2 separate regions of the Homo sapiens genome follow, and region 1 is linked to region 2. A link is a loop called in an ENCODE intact Hi-C map of the cell type or tissue named here. Cell type or tissue: sigmoid colon. All regions are shown on one strand. Links, peaks and the distances in the headings refer to the core of each region. The heading gives the core; the rest is flanking DNA.

What was found. Hi-C counts contacts between places; a loop is a spot of excess contacts. Peaks named below come from ENCODE experiments on the same cell type or tissue, not always from the same donor. Only the 100,000 strongest peaks of a DNase experiment are listed, where the experiment ranks them.
Region 1: it touches region 2 in a loop (11-fold over the local background); 79 of 110 quality-filtered maps call a loop at or near these places.

The regions. Positions count from the first base shown.
Region 1 is chr9:131,046,327-131,054,326 of GRCh38, forward strand. It overlaps LAMC3 (laminin subunit gamma 3), which reads left to right. Exons shown (of 28, transcript NM_006059.4): 9 at 2,694-2,804; 10 at 6,165-6,357; 11 at 6,524-6,639. Among named protein-coding and RNA genes, the nearest start is that of LAMC3, 41 kb to the left of the region's middle. RefSeq lists enhancers at 3,734-4,234, 5,345-6,544. In sigmoid colon, for the core only: CTCF peaks have their summits at 591 (motif pointing left) and 7,053; a DNase peak (open chromatin) is centred at 565.
Region 2 is chr9:130,696,469-130,705,790 of GRCh38, forward strand. It overlaps EXOSC2 (exosome component 2), which reads left to right. Exons shown (of 9, transcript NM_014285.7): 3 at 1,114-1,159; 4 at 1,694-1,783; 5 at 2,861-2,926; 6 at 4,399-4,467; 7 at 5,666-5,842; 8 at 6,585-6,713; 9 at 7,226-8,424. The coding sequence ends at 7,306. Among named protein-coding and RNA genes, the nearest start is that of EXOSC2, 7.4 kb to the left of the region's middle. RefSeq lists an enhancer at 2,755-2,864. In sigmoid colon, for the core only: a CTCF peak has its summit at 4,760 (motif pointing right); a DNase peak (open chromatin) is centred at 4,793; H3K27ac peaks cover 311 bases.

The DNA.
Region 1 (8,000 bases), core at 1-8,000, 350 kb after region 2:
TGAGTAGCTAGGACCACAGGTGTGCACCACCGTGCCCGGCTAATTTTTATATTTTTTTCTAAAGACAGGGTTTTGCCATGTCTTTAGACCCAGGCTGGTCTCAATCTCCTGGGCTCAAGTAGTCTGCCCACCTCCGCCTCCCAAAATGCTGGGACTACAGGCGTGCACCACCATGCCGAGCTAATTTTTGTATTTTTTTTTTTTTTTTTTTTTTTTTTGTACAGACGGGGTCTTACCATGTTGCCCAGGCTGGTCTAGAACTCCTGAGCTCAGGCAATCCCGCCCACCTCGGCTTCCCAAAGTGCTGGGATTATGAGTGTCCGCGCCCAGCTGTTTTGCCCTTAACCGCTGTGGTGGCCTATACCGTGGTCCCTGACTCCAGGTGGCACAGCCGCATATTTAAAGAGGAAAGCAGCAGAGCTCGGAGCTCTGCATTAAACCAGAGGCTGCGTGGGCCCCAGCGATGTCCCACGGAGCGCCCCGCACCTTCCGCCTGTCCCCAGGAAGGAGCGAGGCATCAGCTGAAACAGAAGAACCTCAGGGCCGACGCTGGGGCGGCCCCAGACATGAGGGCCGCGCGCCCTCTGCTGGAAGCCGCGCAGAAAGCAGGACCGAGAGATGCGCGGACCGGCGCCGCGTGTCTGGGTCCTGGGTCCGGGGGTCTAGGGTGTCAGCGTTGGGCAGGACTCATTTTCTAGACCCTAAGAACAGTGTCATGATCTGTTCTCACATTGGGCCAGGCACTGGGTGTGGCCGGCCCTTCAGGGGTGTCATCTCATTTTGTCTCACAGTTGCCCTTGCGCAGGAGTTCTCAAAACTTTTTGGTCTCTGAATTCCTCTTTTTTTTTTTTTTTTTAAGACGGAGTCTCACTGTGTTGCCCAGGCTGGAGTGCAATGGCGTGATCTCAGCTCTCTGCAACCTCCGCCTCCCAGGTTCAAGTGATTTTCCTGCCTCAGCCTCCTGTGTAGCTGGGACTGCAGGCACCCACCACCACGCCCAGCTTATTTTTGTATTTTTAGTACAGGTCGGGGGTTTCACCATGTTGGTCAGGCTGGTCTTGAACTCCTGACCTCAACTGATCCACCCTCCTCAGCCTCCCAGAGTGCTGGGATTACAGGTGTGAGCCACCGCACCCGGCCTCTGGATCCCTTTATGCTCTTGAAAATTATTGAGAACCCCAAAGTGCTTTTGTTTATGTGGGTGGTTTGTATGGATATTTGCTGTCTTAGAAATGGAAACTGTGGCTGGGCGCAGTGGCTCACGCCTGTAATCCCAGCACTCTGGGAGGCCGGGGTGGGGGTGGGGGGAGCGGATCACCTGAGGTCAAGAGTTCGAGACCAGCCTGGCCAACATGACGAAACCCCGTCTCTGCTAAAAATACAAAAATTAGCCAGGCGTGGTGGCCAGCTCCTGTAATCCCAGCTACTCGGGAGGCTGAGGCAGGAGAATCGCTTGAACCTGGGAGGCAGAGGTTGCAGTGAGCCGAGATCGCGCCACTGCACTCCAGCCTGAGTGACAGGGTGAGACTCTGTCTCAAAAAAAAAGAAAACAAGTAGTTTTTAAATTTTTATTATTTTTATTTATTTTTATTTTATTTTTTTAGCAGAGACGGGGTTTGCCATGTTGACCAGGATGGTCTTGATCTCTTGACCTCATGATCCATCTGCCTCGGCCTCCCAGAGCGCTAGGATTATAGGTGTGAGCCACCACACCCAGCTGATTTTTTTTTTTTTTTTTTTTTTTTTTTGAGTCAGAGTCTTGCTCTGTCACCCAGGCTGGAGTGCAGTGGCACAATCTCAGCTCGCTGCAACCTCCGCCTCTCGGGTTCAGGCGATTCTCCTGCCTCAGCCTCCTGAGTAGCTCAGATTATAGGCAGCTGCTACCATGCCTGGCTAATTTCTGTATTTTTAGCAGAGATGGGGTTTCGCCATGTTGGCCAGGCTGGTCTCGAACTTCTGACCTCAGATGATCCACCCACCTCGGCCTCTCAGAGTGCTGGGATTACAGGCATGAGCCACTGTGCCTGGCCTTCTAGTTCCTTCTAAATGCCTGTCTGCAAACTTCTCTTCATGTTGACATCTTCCTTTCTCTGACCTCTTTCCCCACTCCGTTCCTTCCTTCTTACCCCTTGGCTGCCCCAGGTATTTGGCCTCTGCCTCATTGCCCGCTACCCCCTGGAGAGGCACCTCCTTAAGGTCACTCGCTGTGTGCTGGGCTGTGCTCCGTGTTAACTGCTGTGGCCAGAGGGAGGAGGCACTGAACTGGCACTGGGGACCAGAAGGCCTGGGCTCCCGTCGTGGCTGGGCCCCTTCCTAACCAGGTGGCCTCCTTGCCTGAGGTGCTGTTAATGACATGGGCCACTGGAAGGACAGGGTTCATGAGGTCACAGGTGAGAAAGTTCTCTGAGAACCTGAAGATGAGGTCAAGTCTGGTACTATTAGAGATGGCCCTGATGTCCCAGGGCCCCCATGTGGGGGTCTTCAGGCTGTCTTCATGCTGAGCTCAAAACCCCACTGAAAGGGCAGGGCAGGCTTCCAGGTCTGACCATGCCCCCAAGCAGATCCGGGTCCCTGAGCTTTCTAGCTTCTCCTGGGGCTCCCTCCTACCCCAGGGCCCCCACCTGGGGCTGGCACCTGGAGACCACCCTCCGGGGCCTCACACTGATCGGGGGGTGTCTGTGTTTGCTGTCTAGGAGCCGAAGGCTGGTGGGCCAGAAGTGTGGGGGGCTCTGAGCACCCCCCACAATGGAGCCCAAATGGGGTCCTCCTGAGCCCAGAAGACGAGGAGGAGCTCACAGCACCAGGTACCTCCAGCACCAGGTGGGGGCTGGCCGCCCTGTGTCGGTTCCTCCTGCTGCTAAACAACTTGCCGCATATTAGAGGCTGAAAACAATGCCAGTTTATTCTCTTAGAGTTCTGGAGAAGTCAGAAATAGGTCTCTCGGAGCTAACATCAAGGTGTCAGCAGGGCTGAGTTCCTTCTGGAGGCCCATGGGAAAGTCCCTTCCTTGCCTTTCCCAGCCTCTAGAAGCCGCCTGCATTCCTGGGCTCATGGCCTCTTCCTCCATCTTCAAAGCAGCTGAGTTTTTCTCACGCCCCATCACTGGCACCAACTCCCCTGCCTCCCTCTTGTGTATTTGCCATTAATCTCTAATGATTGATGGGGCCCAGCTGGATAACCCAAGAGGCTCTTCCTACCTCAGGTCAGCTGATTAACAACCTTAATGTCCCCTGCCACAGAACACACCATATTTATGGATTCCAGGGATTAGAATGTGGATGCCTTGGGAAGGCTGTTATTCTGCCATCAGACCACCGTATCTGATGAAACCCCCGTTTTTCTGGTCATAGCTTTGTCATGGAGGGCTTCTTCAGTGCCACAGGGCCATAGCCACTGTCATGGCCCAGAGAATCTGTGTTTCCCATCAGCCCCTCACCCGCCAGGCCACTGCACCCTAAGCCCAGGGCCATGGCATTCTTGCAAAAGGAAGGAGGTTCTTGATCATTCTGACCTCTCCACCCCACAGTGAGGGGAACTGTGGTCTCCTGGCGACTGTCTCAGCCCCAGAACCCAGAGCCTAGAGCCCATCTTTAGCCCCACTGTGGCTGATTCAGGACCTGCCAGCACCCCCGACCAGCTCTGCCCTTTCCCTCCCTCCCTCTGCCAGAGAGGCCGGGGAGATGATGTCACAGGTGGCTGAGGAGCCGTGTGCCCTGCAGCCAGGAAGTCAAAGGCGTCGGGCCCCTCGTGGGGCAGGCGCTCCAAGCTCAGAGGCCCATGAGCAAAAAACTCACTCTGTTCCATGGCCACTCTGCTGGCATATGTAAGAAAAGGGGCTTATTCCTGAAAGAAGCGCTTGCTGGGTGTTGGGCACACTGCAGGGGTGAGATGGATGGACGGCCTGTCCTCATGGTGCTCTCAGGCCGGCCCGCTCCCGGGGCACCCTGAGCAGCTGGAGGTGAGGGCATGGCAGGGGAGCCAGGCTTCTGCCTGTTGCTTACGGTGGGGACACAGAAACAAACGTCTGGGCTGGCTGGTGACAGCATCAGAGGGAATGAACACATCGACCCTCTGGCCAGCATGTCCACCTTCTGTATTCTGCCTACGAGCACTCAGTGGGGCAAAGAGCAGGAGCTGAGGGAAGATAAGTATTTAGGCCGAGCGCAATGGCTCACACCTGTAATCCCAGCACTTTGGGAGGCTGAGGTTGGGGGGGATCTTCTGAGGTCAGGAGTTCAAGACCAGCCTGACCAATATGGTGAAACCTCGTCTCTACTAAAAGTACAAAAAAGTTAGCCAGACGTGGTGGTGCATGTCTGTCATCCCAGCTACTCAGGAGGCTGAGACAGGAGAATTGCTTGAACCTGGGAGATGGAGGTTGCAGTGAGCCAGGATTGCACCACTACACTCCAGCCTGGGCGACAGAGTGAGACTCCATCTCCAAAAAAAGGAAAAAAAAAAAAAGAGTATTTAATGGTGCAAGCTTGGGGCAGTCCCAGGAGGGGCTGGGTAGCCTGTTGGTGGACTGTGATGCGGCCGGTTGTGGAACAGTGTGTGAAACCATCTCACGTGTAGAACGTGAGTAGCAAAGGATGGGAGGGGAGCATTGCGCTCGTGCTGGTGATTGATTCTGGAGGCCGAATCGGAGTGCAGCCGGGGCATGTGGCCACCAGCTCCCGGGGCTCCCCGCTTCAGGCCGCTTCTGCACAGGTAAGAAATTCCCCCAGCCAGGAAACGCTCTGGGGCAGAGGGACACAGGGACTTTCAGTGTTTCGGGAGCTGTCCACCAAAGCTGTGGCGGGGCGCGCTACAGAATTTGAGGGATGCACTGCAGAATTAAAATCCCACCCCCCCAGTTCCCAAATAGGGGGAAGTACTATTAAAGGTACTAAAATATAAACACTTTTTTTCCCCTGCAGTTTTGCCCTTTATTTGTCATGGTGTTTTTTGGTTTGCTATTTGATGCCATTCTAGGTAAAGGAAAATTTTAAGTTATTAGCATGAAACATATAAAGTTATTAGCATGAATTTTACCATTCTTTTTTTTTTTTTTTTTGAGACGGAGTCTTGCTCTGTTGCCAAGGCTGGAGTGCATTGGCGTGGTCTTGGCTCACTGCAACCTCTGCCTTCTGGGTTCAAGCAATTCCCTGCCTCAGCCTCCTGAGTAGCTGGGATTACAGGCACCCACCACCATGCCCGGCTAATTTTTTGTATTTTTACTAGAGATGGGGTTTCACCATCTTGGCCAGGCTGGTCTTGAACTCCTGACCTTGTGATCCACTCGCCTCAGCCTCCAAAAGTGCTGGGATTACAGGCGTGAGCCACAATGCCAGGCTGCGTATTTTGTTCTTACGAGGACAGTGGAAATACTGCACACAACAAGCCCAGCCACTTTTATTTCACTCCTTGACACACGCATGTTCCACCAACATGGCACACCTCTGTGGCTTTCTCACGGGTAAGGGAAAGACCACTGGGAAAGGAGGAGGGAGGGTACTGGGAAAGGAGGAGGGAGGGTGGCCTGTGTCCTTTCCTCCTGGGTCACGAACTTCTGAAGAAATGATGGGCTGATGCAGTGAAATGACATGAGTCAGAAGGTACCGCACAGCGCTTGGTGGTTCGTGTCTCAGAAAACTAGTGCCTTCTTTCCGAGTTCAGGGCAAGTTCTGATTGGAAGGGAAAGCATGGCCCGGGGCCCAGAGCACCTCTGCTCACTCAGCCAGCTCACTTACCTTGCTGTCACCTGGAGGTCCCGCTAAACTCCTGCTGCTGGGTGTTCCCTAGGAATTTCGTGCTCATGGGCATCGTGAATGCTACACATGAGCAGACGGCAGCCTCTCTGGTCACACGTGTGTGTATCCCCTCCGTTCACCCTCGGACTCCGTGTTCCATCGGACGTCACTTCTAAAACCCAAGTTCAAAGATAAAATTATTAAGAATGTGAAGATGGTCACAGCAGAGCATGAAGCCAAGTGTGGGGGCGTGTGTGACTGCAGAGGTGTGGGTGGGCCCCCTGCAGGGTCTGCTGTGCAGGAAGCTTTTGATTTTCTACCCACTGCACTTTTATCTTTTTTGAATGTTTAGTTGCCGATAAAATCAACATAGACATTTAAAATCAAGCTAACCATATGAAGACTGTCAAAGCCTTCTTCTCTTGTCTTCAGAGAAGTTCCTGGGAGACCAGCGGTTCAGCTATGGGCAGCCCCTCATACTGACCTTCCGGGTGCCCCCCGGGGACTCCCCACTCCCTGTACAGCTGAGGCTGGAAGGGACAGGCTTGGCCCTGTCCCTGAGGCACTCTAGCCTGTCTGGCCCCCAGGATGCCGGGCATCCCAGGGAGGTAGAGCTCAGGTTCCAGTAAGTATCCCCTTCTGTCCTGAGAGATGGGGAGGTGAGAGGGGTGGTCTCTGAGGTCCGGGCACATTTCAGATGCCCCTGTAGTCTGGGGGGCTACCCCCCATCCCCAGGCATGGTACCCCCCCACCCTATGTCGGGATCTCACTTTGACCGCTTCTCTCGCCAGCCTGCAGGAGACCTCCGAGGACGTGGCCCCTCCACTGCCCCCCTTCCACTTCCAGCGGCTCCTCGCCAACCTGACCAGCCTCCGCCTCCGCGTCAGTCCCGGCCCCAGCCCTGCCGGTCAGTAAAGACAACCACATGCCCAAGACCCGAGTGCTTGCCAGGTCTCAGAACTGGGCTGGGCTCCGGCGGTCACAGTCTTGTCAGGGCCTTGCGGCCGGGTGGTTATTGTCCTGTTTTGCCAAGAAGGAACCTTAGTCAAAAGTCAGGACAGTTGCCAGAGGCCATATAACCTGTGAAGGCAATGGGGATGGTGGCTGAGGTCAGATGCAGGGAATGGACAGGAGAGAGGCCTGAAGGATGGGCCTCAGAGGCAGGTGTGCGGCCAGCAAGCCACCCAGACCCGCTGGGTGTGCTCACTCCACCTTCACTGGATCCACCAAGCCCCCTGTCCCCGCTGGACACAGCCCACAGCCGGCAGTCCAGGAGTCCCCTGGCAGAGTGACTCCCCTGCTGGTCACTGGCGGTATTGTACCTAAGCCACCCTAGGAGGGTCTGGTCTTCCCAAAGAGGGGGCCAAGCCATCACACATCATTGATGGGGGTCTGTCACCACCTCCCACCCTGGTCACAGTGATTGACAGCCTTAGCCTCTGATCTGTTCCTCATTAGAACCTCTACCCACACGCTATTTTAAAAATCAATATAGGTCGGGCGCAGAAGCTCACGCCTGTAATCCCAGCACTTTGGGAGGCCAAGGCGAGTGGATCATGAAGTCGGGAGTTTGAGACCAGCCTGGCCAAGATGGTGAAACCCCACCTCTACTAAAAATACAAAAATTAGCTGGGCGTGGTGGCACACACCTGTAATCCCAGCTACTTGGGAGGCTGAGGCAGGAGAATCGCTTGAACCCAGGAGGCGGAGGTTGTAGTGAGCCAAGATTGCGCCACTGCACTCCAGACTGGGCGACAGAGCCAGACTCCATCTCAAAACAACAACAGCAACAATAACAAAAAACAGTCTGGTGGGGTGGTCTGCACCTGTAATTCCAGCTACTCAGGAGACTAAGACTGGAGGATCGCTTGAGCCCAGGAGGTTGAGACTGTAGTGACTGTGCCACTGCACTCCAGCCTGGGTGACAAAGCGAGACCTTGTCTCTAAAAAAAAAAAAACAAAACAAAAAACAAAACCCCTAGTGTATGTGTGTAAAATGAAGCTGAGCTCTAGGCTCAGATGTTTACAAAGGGGTTTTTCTACCCTTCCAGCACCACGCAGGACATTTGAAAGTCATGTGGGGAGTTTCTGGGAATGTCAATTTCTGGGAACTTTAGGCCTCTTCATCCACATGACAACCAACATGTCCTCAGATTTGCTTCCAGGGGAGGGAGATTTTGCTCTTTTTGAGGACCTCTGGCTCAGAGGGTCAGTCTTCCCCTGGGCCTCTTTTGAGTCCAAGGGTGCTGGGATGCCCTGGAGAAGCAG
Region 2 (9,322 bases), core at 508-8,507:
TGAAGGGGGATAGGGCAAGCTTAGGGAGGTGGATTAGGGACCATACTCATGATCTGAAGTGATGGTGGCTTCAACTAAGGTGGGAGCAGTGGAAGGTGGAGGAGTGATTGGAATCTACACAGATTTTATTTTCCGAGTGTTTTTTTAAAATCATGAAAAGCTGTTGGGTTTTGTATTCTTTGGGCTTTACTGTGCATAGGACCCCGTCAACTGTGAATAGAAATAAGTTTACTTCTTCCTTTCCAATTTGGATGCCTTTTATTTCCTGCATATGTTTTAAGGGTAGAGCCAACAGGTTTTGCTACTGGACTTGTCCTGGAGCGTGAGAGAGAGAGAGGAATCAAGGAACTCTCCGAGGTTTTTGGCCTGAGCAACTGAGGGGATGGAGTCACCGTTGACTGAGATGGGGACAACTCATCCCCTATCTCGGTTTGCTATGGAGGACTGGAGGGGGCTGCGGGAAAGCTTAGTTTTGTGCTTGATACATTTGAAAATGCCTGTTAGTCATCTAGATGGCAGAGTTGGGTAGCTAGCAGTTGAGTAGGATTTGGAATTCAGGAGAGTGGCACAGTCACAGCACAGAGTGGTGTTTTAAAGGTATTAGATTGAGTGGCCGAAAAGTGAAGAGGTCTAAGGACTTAGCCTCAGCACTGAGTACGTCTCATTAGAATCGCGGGTAAGGAACTAGCAAAGGGGCTTGAGAGGAGCAGGCAGTGAGTAAGTGGAGGAGACGTGAGCAGACTTGTGTGGTTGGAGTCCTGGCTCAGATTTCCTTTCTCTTCCTTTGGCTGGTGCAGAACTCATCCATGTGCCACAGGAAAATAGTCCGTGTTTTTCATTGTCGTGTAATCGAACAAAATAGGGTTTTTGGGCTAAATGAACTACTTGGAATGGTGATATGTCTAAGGATAGTTAATGGAGACTTTATACGTGGAGGAATGTTTGAAGTTAGCAGTTTCTGAAAGTAAGTCCAGACAATATAGTTACATGAATTTGCTGAATGTGGCGCCTGTTCCAGGCTTTCACCCTGTTGAACCGACATCTCAAATGGTGTGTGGTCTTGTCAGAAAGTCTGCTCACAGATGGATGAACCCCTTGTGTTTTGTCTTTCAGATACATTGGTGAAGTAGGAGACATCGTAGTGGGACGAATCACAGAGGTAACGTCGATATCAGATTGGTGTTTACAAAGTCGAGGCAGGCTGGCGATTTCATTCATGGGACAGTCATTCCACTTGTAGTTACATGAAAAAGGCATTCATTGCATTTGGCCGTTGTGTGGCTTCTGATGTAAATATGTGGCTTGTTCGATTTCAGATTACTGGTTCATGTTTTTTTTTTTTTGAGATGGAGTCTCGCTCTGTCGCCCAGGCTGGAGTGCAGTGGCATGATCTTGGCTCACTGCAACCTCCACCTCCCAGGTTCAAGCGATTCTCCTGCCTCAGCCTCCCAAGTAGCTGGGATTACAGGCACCCGCCACCACGCCCAGCTAATTTTTGTATTTTTAGTAGAGATGGGGTTTCATTATATTGGTCAGGCTGGTCTCAAACTCCTGACCTCAAGTGATCCACCAGCTTCGGCCTCCCAAAGTGCTGGGATTACAGGCGTGAGCCACCACATCTGGCCTTACTGGTTATTTATGATATGACACATGAACATGGAGCATGTGTCCAGGTGTGGAACTTGGCTTATAGGTTCAACAGAAGAGGTGGAAGGTGGAGACCAACTCCAGGCTGGATTCGGTCTTGCTGCTCTCGTCCATGAACCTTCCTGGAGGAGAGCTGGTAAGGGCTACAGCTGGGGCCATGGACTAGGGCCCAGTGGGCTGGGGGGAGCCGTGGGACCCTTTGTTCCACCAGAGGACTTTGATTTACACTGAGGTTGCCCCTTTGACTCCTGTTTGTCTGCTGTGAAGTTTGCTGCCTAGATGTGTATGTAGACTTTTCACCCTGTCCAGGTCTCCCGAAAGAGGGAGCAGTTGGCATATGGTAGGATCAGAAACATCCATGGGGTGGGATCCCAACAGAGAGTTGGGGAGAGAAGCCCTTAGATGCTGGTTGTTAACAGTTTTCCTTTTTGGATATAACAGCCTTGCATAGTGAAGATGTTCCTTGAAAAGTTGTCTTTACATTAGGTTTTTGTGAATTGAAAGGCATTTCATTCAACCATGTGTGGAATGTGGTTGCTGGCATTCCAGACAACCACAGTAACTAAGCCACAGCCTTTTGTAAAATGCCATGGTTCACCTTGATCTTCAGTCCAGCGTGTATTTACAGAGAGGCTTACTGTGCCAAGCTCTGTGCCGAGTGCCAAGCACGATTGAGTTCCCCAGCAGGGGATATAAGATAACTGACCTAGTCCCTGGCAGTAGAAGAATAAATAAGCTGTGGTTATACAAAAGGAAATTTCAGTGAGAGAAGCTTGTAGGAAAGACAGGCATTGGAGTTGATCCTGGAAGGATGGAGAGACTTTGAATGACTAGTTCAGGGAATCTGAGATAAAGGGAAATGTATGAGCAGAGATATATCCAAGCAGGAGTTAGTCTGGTCCTGCTGGACCACAGAGGGCTGTCATGGAAGATGACTATGGAAATGTTGGCTAGGTGAGATTGGGAGGGGTCTGAATGTTCCTCAGAGAAGGGAGGGAAAGAGGAAGAGGAGCTGTGGAAAAGTCTTTTGAGATGGAAAGTCGTGATTATCACTGATTCCCCTCAAGTGGCTTGGGTTACCTACTCTTGCTATAGTTCTCAGTGCTTGAATATTGTGGTTGGCCTCAAACATCTCAAAAGGAAGTGAAAGAGAAGTGATGGAGACCTTTCTGAGGATCTGGCTTAAGTAATGTCATTTCTTTGTGTATTTCAGAGGAGAAGATCTGCAGAAGATGAGCTTGCAATGAGAGGTTTCTTACAGGAAGGGGACCTTATCAGTGTATCCTGCGCTTTGCACTCCAGCCTCTTGATGCTTTTCTGTGGGACTGGGAAATGGGCCTTCCATTGTATGTCTCTGACGGAAGAACCATGTCATCCTTGCAGGGATCCGAGTCTTAGACCAAGTGTCGGGCTCTGCTGCATCCTTTCTCAGTCTCCTTAATTCAGGCTGACTCCCCAGCTCTTGTTGGGACCTGCTGCTAAGTCATTTCTTTGGGTCTTGTAACTTACGGTGGCCTGTGCTTTAGACTAGGCTTTTGTTAATGGTGTTAACTTTTAGCGCAGGGAGTGGAGAAGGTGTTGTTCACGTCAAGATATTAATGACAGGCCGAGTGTGGTGACTCATGCCTGTAATCCCAGCGCTTTGGAAGGCCAAGGAGGGAGGACTGCTTGAGCCTAAGAGTTCAAGACCAGCCTGGGCAACATAGCAAGACCCCCCTCTCTACAAAAAAATTAAAAAAGAATTAGCCGGGCGTGGTGGCACATGCCTGTAGTCCTAGCTACTCAGGAGGCTGGGGCCAGAGGGTTGCTTGAGCCCAGGAGCTCAAGGCTACAGTAAGCTATGATCACACCACTGCATTCCAGCTTGGGTGACAGAACAAGACTCTGTCTCTATTTTATGTTATTTTTTAAATTTTTCTTTTTTTTTAATGACGGAGTCTTGCTCTGTTGCCCAGACTGGAGTGCAGTGGCGCGATCTCGGCTCACTGCAACGTCCGCCTCTTGGATTCAAGCAATTCTGCCTTAGCCTCCCAAATAGCTAGGATTACCGGCGTGCGTCATGCCTGGCTAATTTTTGTATTTTTAGTAGAGACAGGTTTCACCATATTGGCCAGGCTGGTCTCAAACTCCTGACCTCAGGTGATCTGCCCACCTCGGCCTCCCAAAGTGCTGGGATTACGGGCATGAGCCACCATGCCTGGCCTCTGTCTTTATTTTATTTATTTATTTATTTATTTATTTATTTATTTATTTATTTTTTTGAGACGGAGTTTCACTCTTGTTGCCCAGGCTGGAGTGCAATGGTGGGATCTCGGCTCACTGCAACCTCTGCCTCCCGGGTTCAAGCGATTCTCCTGCCTCAGCCTCCTGAGTAGCTGGGATTACAGGCATGCGCCACTATGCCCGACTAATTTTGTACTTTTAGTAGAGACGGGGTTTCTCCATGTTGGTCAGGCTGGTCTAGAACTCCTGACCTCAGGTGATCGACCTGCCTCAGCCTCCCAAAGTGCTGGGATTACAGGTGTGAGCCACCGCACCTGGCCTTCTGTCTGTATTTTTAAAAAAAAGATATTCATGACAACCAAGGGGAGAGGTAAGGTCACAGTGATGTGCTCTGGGTCAAAGATTGTTGAGCCTGGACCATTGGAGAGGGGAGGAAAAGATGGAGGTGTGGGGTCAAGGGGAGAGGCTGCAGAGGACAGGACAGTGTGTGGCCAAGGCTGCTGTTTGTTCCTTCATCACCCTGGCCAGGCTGAGGTCCAGGCAGTGTTCTCTGACGGAGCTGTCTCTTTGCACACGAGGAGCCTGAAATATGGAAAAGTAAGTCGGGCTCTTGATGTTCCTGTTTGCTGACTGAGACTACAAGGCTATTTTTGAATCCCCATAGCTCTCTGGAATTCTGGCCTAAAGAACCCCAGTAGCTAAGCATTAATAGAGGCTGGCATCCCACAAACTGATCGTGTTCCTTAAACGTAACATCAGGACGGTCAGGGTTCACAGGGTCATGGGTCAGTAGCCTTGTAAAGAACAAGTTTTATCCTTTTTCTCCAAGGAGACTGACTTTCACCAGAAGAGCCCCTCCAACTGTGGGCTGGGAGGTGCAGCTGTCTCTCTTCCTCCAGGGGGCGCTGCAGCTCAGCACTGGGGCTGAGGCTGTCCTGGGAACAAAGGCAGGCTGGGTCTGGTTAAACAGCCCTTAGACAAACGTCCAATCAGTCCAGTGGATGTTATTGCTGGCAAAGCTTGCTCTGTCATCTGAGCCTCTAAATGGAATTTCACTGCTTTTCTTGTACGAGGTTGCATTATTGAAGCTATTTACTATTTTAAGGAGAGCATACTTCCTAAAACAAATTAGGATTTACTAGTCTCTTAGCTTTATCTGGGTGAACGTTTTTATTTTCTGAGTGGAACAAAAACCTCTTCCCTTAATGGAGTGGCTGCAGACAGCCACGTTGATGTACATGGAGTAGGCAGAGGACTGCTGCAGTATGCTGACTTTCACAACCCTGGGTCCTGCGGACTCTTCCTTGGCAGGACGTGGACTTGAGCTGTCCTGCCAGGACCAGACATGGATTTGCACCCAGCTCCACCCATCTCCTTACCTACCCAGAGGCACACATCTCACAGGCAAGATGAGTGTTTGGGGTTCAGGTATGAGCTAGGGTCATGGAACAACGCAGTGCTCCTGGGCCAGCAGGAGGCTCCAGCTCACTTCCTCATTGGCTTCAGCTTCTCTAATGTCTGGCACATGAGTTCTGGCTTAGAGTGCAAGGAAGACTGCAAAGGGAAATGACAGAGAAGAGTATTGAAGGTCACCTTCTGCTGGGATGTATGAATAGCCTCTGAGTCCCAAAGCGTTCTCTGCAAAAATGTGTACTATGTGTATGCATGTAGGCGACAGCAATTATAAACAGGAAGGACACCAATTTGAATATACTTAGGATGTATATTCTGTAGTCTCCTTTTCATTCATCCCGCCAATCTTGCAGTGACCTAGCTTCGTGATATATTTCTTTAGCTAGGTCAGGGGGTTTTGGTCCAGGTTTCCCCCTCCCTGGTGAAACGGCAGAAGACCCACTTTCATGATTTGCCATGTGGTGCCTCAGTGATTCTCGGTAACAACGGCTTCATCTGGATTTACCCAACACCTGAGCACAAAGAAGAGGAAGCAGGGGGCTTCATTGCAAACCTGGAGGTGAGCAAACACTGTGGCCATTTTCAGTGGGATGGAGGGGGCTCAGTCTTTGCTGTGTTTTTGTGGCCAGTGAAGTTGGTTGTTTTTAGCTATGTTACTGGTGTAGGCTGAGTCACTTTGACTTTCCATCACGGTATGTTCATGAAGCCCATATTATCTTCTCTTCTAAGGAGATGAATTCAGTGAATGGTTTGGTGTTTGTTGGTGGAGGTGGCAAAGTTGCAGGGTAATAGCCGAAGAGCCAGTGAAGAAGCCATTCTTTTTCTGTTTTTTTGTTTGTTTGTTTTGTTTTGTTTTGTTTTGAGACGGAGTCTTGCTCTGTCGCCCAGGCTGGAGTGCAGTGGTGCCATCTCGGCTCACTGCAAGCTCCACCTCCTGGGTTCAAGTGATTCTCCTGCCTCAGCCTCCTGAGTAGCTGGGATTACAGGTGTGCCCCACCATGCTCTGCTAATTTATCTATTTTTAGTAGAGATGGGGTTTCACCATGTTGGTCAGGCTGGTCTTGAATTCCTGACCTTGTGATCCACCCGCCTCGGCCTCCCAAAGTGCTGGGATTACAGACATGAGACACTGCACCCTGCCCCATTCCTTTTAATCTCCCTTGGAATTAGCTGTTTGGTTGATTTGGAGTTCCAGGGTGATACTGTCTGAGTCATAAATGATTTATTTGTGAATTTCTGTGGCTGGTCACGTATTTTGGTCCTGTTTGTATTTCCCTTCCCCTCTCTGTGTCTCCTTATAGCCTGTCTCTCTTGCTGATCGAGAGGTGATATCCCGGCTTCGGAACTGCATCATCTCGCTGGTAACTCAGAGGATGATGCTGTATGATACCAGCATCCTGTACTGCTATGAAGCATCCCTTCCACATCAGGTACTCTCCCCAGGGCCTCTCCCTTCTTCACTGATCTGTGAGCTGCTCTGTTGTTTGTTCAGAGACAATATGCACATCTCCCCAATACTTTCCCAACATCCGTCAGTATGAACTGGCCTGAAACAGCCTTAATGAGTGTCTGGTAGATCTTTCCCTAAGAAACTTGCAATATTCTCAATGCCTAGTGTCAGTCTAAGGATTTTGGGGCAGGAGGTGTCAGGTGGGACTAGTTTATGAGAGCAACCTCTGGACTACATCTTACCTCTCCCAAATTTCAGCCAGCTTTTGGATGAATGTCAGAATAATATCTTTGTTCTTGTCGACTATATCCCAGAGCATCTTGCTGATTTATTAGGCTGCTTCTAGCAGATCATATCTTGTAACGCTTAGTCTCTGAGACATGAAAGGAATACAGAAAGTTTATGTTAACGGCTTGATTTATGTTTGGATTGGCTTGGTGGTCTGTTTATGGTTGGTTTCTTTTCTGAACAAATGCCTTTTCCCTTTTTCAGATCAAAGACATCTTAAAGCCAGAAATAATGGAGGAGATTGTGATGGAAACACGCCAGAGGCTTTTGGAACAGGAGGGATAAGGAGGTGCTCCAGAAGCACGGGACTGTGGACCTTGCAGGAGTGAAGACTGTGATGTGTGGTCCCCATATGTGGCTCAGCAAAGACTCGAGAGATCATCCCTTTGTCTGCATTGACGGCCCTGTGACGGCCTCCAGCCCACAGGCCTGCTTTCTCCTGTCCTAACACCAAGCCTGGGTGGCAGATGAACAGTGCTTCCTTGGGTTGCCAGCTGAGTCCCGGTATTAGGGAATAGTTTCAGCTCTTTCAAAGTGCACAGTGTTACAGTCGAATGGGCTCCCATCCTGGAATAATATGGAGAATCCTTTGTCTTCCACTCACTGTCATTCACAAGGCACAGTGCCCCATGAAATTGCCCCAATAGAAAACATGGCATCCCTGACCTCCAAATGGTCTGTTTTGGCCTCCATTCCTATATCCTTTAAATGACTGAGAATGCAGCTGGTAAAGTTGGAAGAATAAAGTTAACCAAGCAGGCCAGGCACGGTGGCTCACGCCTATAATCCCAGCACTTAGGGAGGCCAAGGCGGGCAGATCACCTGAGGTCAATAGTTCGAGACCAGCCTGGCCAACAAGGTGAAACCCCATCTCTACTAAAAATACAAAAAATTAGCCAGGTGTGGTGGTGTGCACCTGTAGTCCCAGCTATTTGGGAGGCTGAGGTGGGAGAATCACTTGAACCTGGGAGGCGGAGGTTGCAGTGAGCTGAAATCGCGTACCACACTCCAGCCTGGGTGACAGAGCGAGACTGTGTTTCAAAGAAAAAAAAAAACAAGCAGCCTTTTGCTTGGTTGGAATCTGATTTTCTGTTGCGTGTTCCTTGTAGCCATAGATGTGATTATGTCCACACCGGGCTGCCTTAATCTGTCCTGCTTGGAGAGTGACTTGTAAGATGCTGAATTATTCATGATAATACAGTGAATGTTCTGGGTCCATGTACTCAGATAAACATGAAGAAAATAAGCAAAGAAAAATGGAGACTGGGAAAGCAAAGCTGTTTTCATCCTATAATTGAAGTAGTGTGGAGCATTAACTTGTGGATGATTCAGAGTTAAAAGATAAAAAGACGCCAGAGTTCTCGCTGAAGAATGTGAGAATTCCTGTGCATTGTTTTTTCTGATGACTATCTAAAAATGGTGCCCTGATGTAGGTTTGGGGGAACATTCTTAAAAACAAGGGTGCTATGTGCCTGTAATCCAGCACTTTGGGAAGCTGAGTGGGCAGATCACCTGAGGTCAGGAGTTCAAGACCAGCCCGGCCAATACAGTGAAACCTCGTCTTTACCAAAAATACAAAAATTAGCCGGGTGTGGTGGCACAAGCCTGTATGTAGTCAGCTACTCAGGAGGCTGAGGCATGAGAATCGCTTGAATTCGGGAGGCGGAGTTGCAGTGAGCTGAGATCGCACCATTGCACTTCAGCCTAGGTGACACAGTGAGACTGTCTCGAAAGAAAGGAAAAGAAAAGGCGGCCGGACGTGGTGGCTCATGCCTGTAATCCCAGCACTTTGGGAGGCTGAGGTGGGTGGATCACAAGGTCAGATCGAGACCATCCTGGCTAACATGGTGAAACCCCGTCTCCACTAAAAATACAGAAAAAACAAACCATAGCCTGGCATGGTGGCTGGCACCTGTAGCTCTACTACTTGGGAGGCTGAGGCAGGAAAATGACGTGAACCCGGGAGGTGGAGCTTGCAGTGAGCTGAGATCGTGCCACTGCATTCCAGCCTGGGTGACAGAGTGAGACTGTCTCAAAAAAAAAAAAAAAAGGGACACTATATGCAAGCGCTGTCTTCACATATGTGGCAAACTTGTTTGTTTGTTTTTGAGACAGAGTGTCGCTGTGTCGCTAGGCTGGAGTGCAGTGGCTCGATCTCGGCTCACTGCAACCTCCACCTCCTGGGTTCAAGCAATTCTGCCTCAGCCTCCCAAGTAGCTGGGACTATAGGCATGCGCCAACACGCCCAGCTAATTTTTGTGTTTTTAGTGGAGATCGTTTCACCATGTTGAGCAGGCTGGT